Linked DNA regions of Homo sapiens: region 1 is linked to region 2. A link is a loop called in an ENCODE intact Hi-C map of the cell type or tissue named here. Cell type or tissue: K562. All regions are shown on one strand. Each heading gives the region's core, and the rest is flanking DNA. Links, peaks and the distances in the headings are about the cores only.

Region 1 (2,500 bases), core at 1-2,500, 400 kb before region 2:
GTAGCCAGGCATGGTGGTGGGCACCTGTCGTCCCAGCTACTCGGGAGGCTGAGGCAGGAGAATGGCATGAACCTGGGAGGCGGAACTTGCAGTGAGCCGAGATCGCGCCACTGCACTCCAGCCTGGGCGACAGAGCAAGACTCCGTCTCAAAAAAAAAAAAAAAGTCATCAGACCTCAAATTTCAATAGATAAAGGAGACAGGACAAGAGACTTGGAGATGAGGAAATGTAACAATGACTCAGGTCTTAATTCTGTGTTCTTGGAACTGTGGTAGTCTTTAACATAATTAAGGAAGTCAGAACTAAAAACTAGTCTAGTCAGTAGAAGAAAATTCTAAATGAAAAATTAAGAAAACAACAAAGACAGCTTAAAAAGAAGTCCAACTAATATACTTCCTAAAGTGATCACAAAAGAGTGCACATTTAAGCTCCAAAAAAATTTTTTATAGAGATCTTTGTTTCTTAGAAAAATAAAAATAGAAAAAGTAGTACAGAAAATTATAAATAGGCTGGGCCCAGTGCCTCATGCCTGTAATCCAGCACTTTAGGAGTCCTACTGGGCAGACTGCTTGAGCCGAGGAGTTTGAGACCAGCCTGGGCAACATGACGAAACCTTGCCTCTACAAAAACTTAGCCGGTGTGGTGATGCATGACTGTAGTCCCACTCCAAAGGCTGAGGTGGGAGAATCACTTGAACCTGGGAAATCGAATCTGTGGTGAGCTGTGATCATACCACCTTTATTCACAAATAATGAACAATATAGAAAGTACTGATTTAAACTTCACCACTTAAAAATTAGAAAAGACTTAACCATTATAAGCAGTAACATAGCATATACCCATATATTTTGCTGTGTGAAAGGCAATAATATATGTCAAAAGCTTTCAAAACAAACAGCATATACTAACAAACTTCACTTCTAGAAATTTAGGATTAAAAAAAACAATGGCTATACAGCAAAACTTACTTGCAAAACAGTTCATGTCAGCATGGTTTAGAATAGTTAAGAATTTTTAACATAAATGCTCAACATGGCACCAACTCTGCAATTGGTTTGTCAGTGTCCCACATTAACTCCCTGGGCCTGGTCATTCAGTTTCCAGCCTCTGCTGAGTCCCTCATACTATTCCAAGTGTAGCAGGGGAAATTGAGAGGCCCTTCCTCAAGCTCTGGTCTTAATGGAGGTACAAGGGAGACATCTACAGGGAACCATGAGATCATTGGTGTTGGAAATGCTAAGTCAGTCCTTCTTTAGGCTGGATGTTGGTAGTGGTCATCACAAAGTCCATATATTTTATATCCAGGCCTTCACCTGGCCTATGGACTTATACCCATGTGCCTGGTTTATCAGTTCAATGGTTCTTCAGCCCATTACAGATAAGGAGCTATACTGAAGATCAAGGAGGAACCACTGGAGTCTGAATGTTCCTGAAAGATTGACTTAGTCCTAGCTTAGTCCTCATAAAACCTGGTAACAACAGGGTTGGTACTTTTACTCTCTATTTTACAGGAGTTATAACAGATTGTTAAAGGACAACCAAGAAAGGACAAAAGAAGTGACAGTCAGAGGTTGAGAGGAGCCAGAAAAAATCTAGCAGACATCTGCCACCACATTGTAACATGGTGGTTCCTATCACAACGCTGGGTCAAAAAGAGATTGATTTGATTTATAATGCTAAACCAAGAGGGTGGGCAAATAAAAATTTTGGTATTTAAAAGAAAAAAAAACTTTGGAATTTGAATATTATGAAATTCCCAACAGTCTACATTAAACTACCAAATAATTTTAAAGATCCAATTTTTATAAGTGACCTGTTAACTTACCCTTCTGGTACTCATTAATCTTTTGTTGTGCATTCTCCATCTTCTATGTATGAATAGACATTTAAAAATAAAAACTGTATCTTTTTATTGTTAGATATGAGTTCTAAATTTCTTTTCAAAGAAAAGTATGTTCAATTCTTTGCCTTCTACTTTTAAACTTAACTTCCTCATAAAGCAACCTTTTCCAATTACCTGCTCCACCCTGACTCATTCCAATCACCTGCTCCACCCTGACTCATTCCGATCACCTGCTCTGTCATAACCATTTTTCCCACCAAACCACTCACCCCGTCACTCTCTTTAAATTAGCCAATCGGAATTAGTTTAGCCTGGGTGGTCTAACCCTAGCCAATAAGGGAATGACACAGCAGCAGGCGCCACATGCGTCAGGGATAAGAACCCCTTCCCCTCCCTTGTCCAAGTGTGCACTCACCATTGTTCCATCTGTAAGGGCGCACCCTTCTATAGAAGTACCTTGCCTTGCTGAGAATTAAAAGAACATTTTATATTCAAGTGCTATTTCTTTTGCAGCACTGAAACTTTATATACAACATTATTTACCTCTCCTACTCAGCCTATGCAAATATGAAAGTTAAATAATGTTGAGAATATAGAAGTGCTGGTTCTCACTAAGAGAAAAAAATCCATAATAAAACACGAGAGACTAAAGAGGGG
Region 2 (7,172 bases), core at 1,750-4,249:
GCATGTTTGTTGTGCTCCTTTTTTCTGTTGGTAAAGTACAGAATTCAGCAAATAAAAAGGGCCACCCTGGCCAAAAGCGGTCTTTAAAGTTCTAGTTACATTTTCAACCTCAAGTCCAGAGAGGCTCCAAAGGATACCTTTGGTCAAGAGGACTCGGGGTGGGGGTGGGGGTGGGGATGGGAGCAGCGGAGGAGCAGCCCCAGAAGTCCAGAGCCCAGGGCTGCCTGGTTGGGGGCAGCCTCTGGCTGCATGAGAACCCCAACTGAGGCAGCTGGCATAAGCTTCGCCTGGTTAGGTGCTCCTAAGCCTTTCCTGTTGGCCCCACCCCACAGGAAATCCCTGGGGAACCCTCTTTTCCTTGACAGCTTACTCAGGGTATCCCCAGCCCCTCTTAGTCTGCTCATTTAGGACCTACCTCTGGAAGCTTCTACCCACCCCTTTGCCCCACCAGGTGAAGAAAAGAGCCAACCACAGAGAAGGAATGATGGGAGGAAACTTCTTGAGGGGTGAAGGGATTGATGGGCAGGGCCTGCGCCTTGCTTTCTAACCCCCTCGAAGCTCTGGAGCCTCCAAGTTGGTTTATCTTCACCCTCACTTCCTGGGCCCTTTCCAGCCAGCCCAGTGGTGGGACAGTCTAACTGCATCAACTGGGTGTTTCCCCAGAGGCCCACAGCCCTTCACCACCTGGAGGGGTCTCTCCAGGAGCATGAGATCGCTCAAGACCCGTTCCTTCTTTTCCTTTGTGTTATTTTGTATGCTTCTCTGTGTTGTTCGTTAGAGGGTGTGTGCTAATTTTATATTTGACCTAAACTAGAAACACACTTTCAGTTTGCAAAAACAAAGACCATATTACTATTCCAGTCATCACCCTCCCTCCTCTCTCTTCCTGCCCCCTTATGGTGGGGTGGTGGGGGGCACTATCCTTCTGTCACAGCCCAGGCGCAGAACTGAGAAAGGACCCTGACCTCCATCTGCTTGAGTCTCTCACAACTATTCCCAGTGCCCATCCATTTTTTGGCATCTATAGGTACACAGAGATTTCTCTTGATTCTTCTGTTGTCTCCCCTTGCCCTGAATGTGCATTTATGGAGCCCCAGCCATGCACCCGACCTGCCAGCCCCCATTGGTGGAGGGGCTGCCTCCTCTACAGCTGGCTGTTCCCTCTCCCCTGGAGCACTTCTATCCCAAGTCCCCAGGCCTCCTCCCTGCCCCTCCAATGCATTTATCCCTACATCTGGACACTTACATGAGTGAAAAGGAATGTGATTAGTAATTACGGCAGGACCACAGCTGTAAATCGGGACTCCTCTGGGCAAACCAGGAGCCAGGTCACTCTCATCATAAGGCACAGCTTCCTGCCACATTCTTTTTCTAGAAGCTCCAACCCTCCAGATGCCCAGTCACTGAGTCCAGGGGCTCAGGCTCAGCACTACTGGCTTGCTTTGTTTTCACAGTTTCTCATTGAGTCCTGTGGGAATTGGGGGAAGTACTTGTGTGTGTGTGTTGTGGGGGGATAAGTATTTGGGAGCAGCCTAGAGTGGCTTCTGCTGTTTCACTGAAGACTGTCTCTTGCAGGCCAACCCAGTAGAGTCCCCTGAGCCCCCAGAATCAAGCCCAGCTTTCTTAGTCCTGCCTTTAGGGTGCAACTGCCAGGGTCCAGTGAATAAAATCCCTGCTCCATGAGGCTTACATTCCAATGGGGTAAGGGAGAAATAATAACACAATAACAGTATTATTATTCAGTGAATTATTTAGTATATTGGGAGTTTGTAAGTCACGGTAAAATGAAAAAGTAGAGCAGAAAACGGGGGCTGGGGGCAGGTTGCAGCCTCTTCAAAATGAAAGTGGATGGAAACAATGGACCCAGAACTACCTGTCAGATAAGTCCCTGCATAGCCACATGGTGTGAGATATTATGAGAGATTCTAGAACAAAGTAATTTGGCAACAAATCCGTAGGTGTATGTAGTCTAAAACAAAAACTTTATTGAGTATTTATCCCTTTGTATTGATAGTGTATTTTTGCAACTATTATCTTATCAGATAAAGCAAGTAAATAATATATATTTTGTATATTTTGATAAGAATCTAGATTTTAGGATTAGTGACAAGGAAGGCTAATTTTAGGATCCCAAATTTGACTAAGAACAGGGCACTGTTGGAACTGAATCAAACATATTAATATGAAGTCATGTCTTTATGAAACATGACATTAAAAATATTTTGACTTTTTTCCACTGAAATGGCCCAGGAGAAATGTCACCTCCACAATGCATCTTAATGCTAAGATTTTGGTTTCTAGTGTTAGTTTTCTCCCAAAGGAGCCAAAGTTTCTTGGAGCAGTAATGGATGCCATGTCAGTTTGGAGTTGAAAGGTACAAGGTAATCTTAAAACACCTATACCTTTTTGAGACAGAAAGCAAAGCATTAAATAAGGGTCATTCAAAATTACACAAGGAACAATCTATACAGGGCTCCTCCTGGCCAAAGTTGGGACAATATAAGCACCAGAAGGAGAATATTGGCTGGCACAATTGATACCATATATTTGAAAAGTCATCAGTCCATGACACCCAAGAAGAGCGAAGCTACCATAATGCATTCTCAGAGAAGATGAATCTAATAGAATGCATTTCTACTTGTTATTCAATCGTGTTGGGCTTATCGACTCGTTTATCGTGTCAATGAGGAATACCAGTAAATGTAAATCCATCAGTCAGAAGGCATTTTTTCTCCTCTAAAGGCTCCTCTCCGCCCCTTAACGTCCAGTCTTTCCCCACTTGGCTCTCCCTGTCCTGTCAAGGGGTTCGGTGGAAAAGTCTTTTAAGTTCCCTTCACAGAAGAATTGTAGACTCTGCCGGTCTAGTCTCTGGGCCAACCCTCCCCGTCTCTTTAGTAAAGATGTTTTTTATTATTTTCCTTGTGCCGTGTATTATCCTTAGGCTAGAGTAACTTTCCGGGCCTGCAGACCTCTTGGTTTCCTTTCAATCTGGAGGACTTGATCCCATGGCCAGCTTCGGAGCTCACCAGGAGGGGAAGACCCATTACATCCACGGGCGTCTGGCGCCACCTTGTGGTCAGTGCTGAAAATGTTTTCTGTTCCCACTCGCAATGAAACTCCCTGGGCTTCCTGGATGAAGAAAGGAAAGCTCAGGTCGGTTTCCTAGAATAATAACTCAGTTACACAGTTTCCACGGGCTTGGTCCTTAACAAACCTCCACTGTCACTGGTGGAGTTAGAATTTAGCAGCCACCTTCTCCTCGCTCTGTGTCTGTATCTGTCCCGAGCTCATGGTTTGGGGCTTCACGCTGTACCCACGGCTCTCGCTCTTTTCTGGGACCTTGGCCTCTCGCACTCTCCTGTCTGTTGATCTTTCCACCATGCTGCCATTCCCTACCTCTCGGAAATAGACTTTTTTTGGATGTCTTTTTGTTTTCCTTCTGTGTGACCTATTTGTAGGATCCCTTTACTAGACTGACTTTCCAGGAGTGTTCCTCAGCCCCCGCACAGATCAGTAGGGAGGAGCCTGCCTGCTGCTTGCTCATGCTAAACCAGCGTGCTGCCCAGCCTGTGAAGTTTGGAACTGGAACACTAGAGTTGGCCCCAAATTACAGCTTTCTCTTCTGGCTCCTGGGACTCCCAGTTTCTTCAGCAACAACAACAAAACCTGGAAAAACGTATCCTTGCCAGAGGTGGGAGAATGAGGCTCACAAAAGGAAAACACGGACCTTTCTTGTCTCCCCCAGTGAGAGGTTGCAAGATCAGGTTGTAAAACCCCATTAAGGAGGACCTTAGAGGAAGAACTGAGCAAGGAGCCTTCTCAGGTGCCTGCAAACATCTCCAAGAGCAAAAGTATAAATCCTCATATTGTGGAGGAGGTACATGTTCCTGGTTCCTTCACTGGACCTCACTGAGAAAATTAAACAAACAACAACAACAACAACTACGTTAAAAAACAACCCCACAAAAACAAAAAAACAAAAACAAAAAAAACCCTGGTGGCCGGGCGCGGTGGCTCACGCCTGTAATTCCAGCACTTTGGGAGGCCGAGGCGGGTGGATCACCTTAGGTCAGGAGTTCGAGACCAGCCTGACTAACATGGTGAAACCCCGTCTCTACTAAAAATACAAAAATCAGCCGGATGTAGTGGCAGGCGCCTGTAATCCCAGCTACTCGGGAGACTGAGGCAGGAGAATCCCTTGAACCCGGGAGGCAGAGGTTGCAGTGAGCTGAGATCCCGCCATTGCACTCCAGCCTGGTCAACAGAGCGAGACTCCGTCTCAAACAAACAAACAAACAAAAAAACCATCCTGGCGTTTGGAGAAATGAGTGCCTGAACAAACCTCAGTAACTTCTAAATTTTGCCTCTGTACCTAAAACAGCTCCTCTAGGAAGTGGCCACATGCCTCCAAATTTCCTGGAGATGCCAGCCAGTCTTCTATGAAATTGCCTCAGTATAAGATTAGGCCTACAAAACATCATCTTGAGTTTCTGGCCCTAGGAGATCACAGCCCAGAAAGTAGGCCCCTCTGATGTCATCCCACCTGCATCAATCACGAGGACAAGCTTTCCCAGGTGAAATCATTTCATTGACATTAACTGCTCACTGTCTCACTTGAACTTTTTTTTTTTTTTTTTGAGATGGAGTCTTGCTCTGTCAACCAGGCTGGAGTGCAGTGGTGCTATCTTGGCTCACTGCAACCTCCGCTTCCCCGCTTCAAGCGATTCTACTGTCTCAGCCTCCTGGGTAGCTGGGATTACAGGCACCTGGCACCATGCCCAGCTAATTTTTGTATTTTTAGTAGAGACAGGGTTTCGCCGTGTTGGCCAGGCTGGTCTTGAACTCCTGACCTCAGGTGATCCGCCTGCCTCAGCCTCCCAAAGTGCTGGGATTACAGGCATGAGCCACTGCGCCCTGCCTCACTTGAACTTTTGAGTCTTGCAATTGGAAATAGATCAAAATGGAATAGTTTTCCCCTTTTCTTGGCCTCACCCCAGATCAGGCCTAGATTATGGAGGGCCAGTGAGGTGGAACGCTTACTGTGTGTTTTTGTTTTTGTTTTTGTTTTTAGACAGGGGTCTTGCTCTGTCACCCAGGCTGGAGTGCAGTGGCGTGATCTTAGCTCACTGCAACCTCCATCTCCCGGGTTCAAGCGTTTCTCCTGCCTCAGCCTCCCAAGTAGCTGGGATTACAGGCACCTGCCACCACACCTGGCTAGTTTTTGTATTTTTAGTAGAGACAACGTTTCCCAATGTTGCCCAGGCTGGTCTCGAACTCCTGGCTTCAAGTGATCTGCCCGCCTCGGCCTCCCAAAGTGCTGGGATTGCAGGCGTGAGCCACCGCCTGTGTTTTAAATGAAGAGTTTCAGTTTAGCTGATGGCAGCAAATAGAAGCTGAAATTTAAATACAAGTAACATTAAGTAACATCTCCCTCTGTTGCAACTTTGGGTTGACAAAGGCAAGGCTCAGGTTAAAGAACTGATAAAAACTTGGTCATGAGGTGTGGGTCTCATCATGTTGCTTAAAAACAAAAAGCCCAGCTTCCAGAGATGTGCATGGTGTTGATTGTGGCAGAGGGTATGAGAAAGTGGGGCCCACTCTTTTCTTTGGCTAATGACTCATTTAAAAACTCATTTGTCACCTAAAACATTTATTCCAAAATTGGGATTTTTAAATTAAATGCTATTTAAAACTTCAGAAAGGAATTAAAAACTTGATAATTGAAACAGGTGATATGTCAATTCACCTTTTAAATTCAAATAATATAGTTCAGAATAAATCATAAAATTTGGGAAGAATTTGGATTTCTTCACCAACACTAAATAGCTATTGCATAAGTGTGTGCTGTAATTGTAAACACTGGTGTATTTTACAAACTGGTTTTATTGGAATCCATGTAGTCTGAAAATTGTATGATTCTGTAAAAAAGTTTCCACTTGAACTTTCTGAGAACGGTTTAAAGGTGAAATAATCTGATACACTTCTCTGTCAATAAAAAATAAATCATGATATAATTGGACATATCTGCTCATGTGTTTTTTTTTTAGATGGAGTCTCTCTCTGTTGCACAGGCTGGAGTGTGGTGGCACCATCATGACTCACTGCAACCTCCATCTCCTGGGTTCAAGCAATTCTCCTGCCTCAGCCTCCAGAGTAGCTGGGATTACAGGTGCTTATGTATTTTTTTTTCTTTTTCTTTTTTTCATTATACTTTAAGTTCTAGGGTACATGTGCACAACGTGCAGGTCTGTTACATATGTATACATGTGCCATGTTGATGTGCTGCACCCAGTAACTCGTCATTTAACATTAGGTATATCTCCTAAAGCTATCCCTCCCCCCTTCCCCCACCCCACAACAGGCCCCCAGTGTGATGTTCTCCTTCTGTGTCCAAGTGTTCTCATTGTTCAATTCCCACCTATGAGTGAGAACATGTGGTGTTTGGTTTTTTGTCCTTGTGATAGCTTGCTGAGAATGATGGTTTCCAGCTTCATCCATGTCCCTACAAAGGACATGAACTCATCCTTTTTCATGGCTGCATAGTATTCCATGGTGTATATGTGCCACATTTTCTTAATCCAGTCTATCATTGATGGACATTTGGGTTGGTTCCAAGTCTTTGCTATTGTGAATAGTGCCTCAGTAAACATACGTGTACATGTGTCTTTATAGCAGCATGATTTATAATCTTTTGGGTATATACCCAGTAATGGGATTGCTGAGTCAAATGGTATTTCTAGTTCTAGATCCTTGAGGAATCGCCACACTGTCTTCCACAATGGTTGAACTAGTTTACAGTCCCACCAACAGTGTAAAAGTGTTCCTATTTCTCCACATCCTCTCCAGCACCTGTTGTTTCCTGACTTTTTAATGATTGCCATTCTAACTGGTATGAGATGGTATCTCATTGTGGTTTTGATTTGCATTTCTCTGATGACCAGTGATGATGAGCATTTTTTCACGTGTCTGTTGGCTGCATAAATGTCTTCTTTTGAGAAGTGTCTGTTCATATCCTTTGCCCACTTTTTGATGGGGTTATTTGTTTTTTTCTTGTAAATTTGTTTGAGTTCTTTGTAGATTCTGGATATTAGCCCTTTGTCAGATGGGTAGATTGCAAAAATTTTCTCCCGTTCTGTAGGTTGCCTGTTCACTCTGATGGTAGTTTCTTTTGC

The links. A loop is a pair of places that touch in the nucleus more often than their neighbours do. Peaks named below come from ENCODE experiments on the same cell type or tissue, not always from the same donor. Only the 100,000 strongest peaks of a DNase experiment are listed, where the experiment ranks them.
Region 1: it touches region 2 in a loop (7-fold over the local background); 2 of 110 quality-filtered maps call a loop at or near these places.

Annotation. Positions count from the first base shown.
Region 1 is chr3:136,616,120-136,618,619 of GRCh38, forward strand. All of the region lies in intron 3 of STAG1 (STAG1 cohesin complex component), which reads right to left. Among named protein-coding and RNA genes, the nearest start is that of STAG1, 140 kb to the right of the region's middle. In K562, for the core only: a CTCF peak has its summit at 1,218; DNase peaks (open chromatin) are centred at 230 and 1,182.
Region 2 is chr3:137,010,998-137,018,169 of GRCh38, forward strand. IL20RB (interleukin 20 receptor subunit beta) reads left to right here. Exons shown (of 7, transcript NM_144717.4): 7 at 1-88. Among named protein-coding and RNA genes, the nearest start is that of IL20RB-AS1, 32 kb to the left of the region's middle. RefSeq lists a cis regulatory region at 2,781-3,793. In K562, for the core only: a CTCF peak has its summit at 3,070 (motif pointing left); DNase peaks (open chromatin) are centred at 3,044 and 3,514; H3K4me3 peaks cover 496 bases.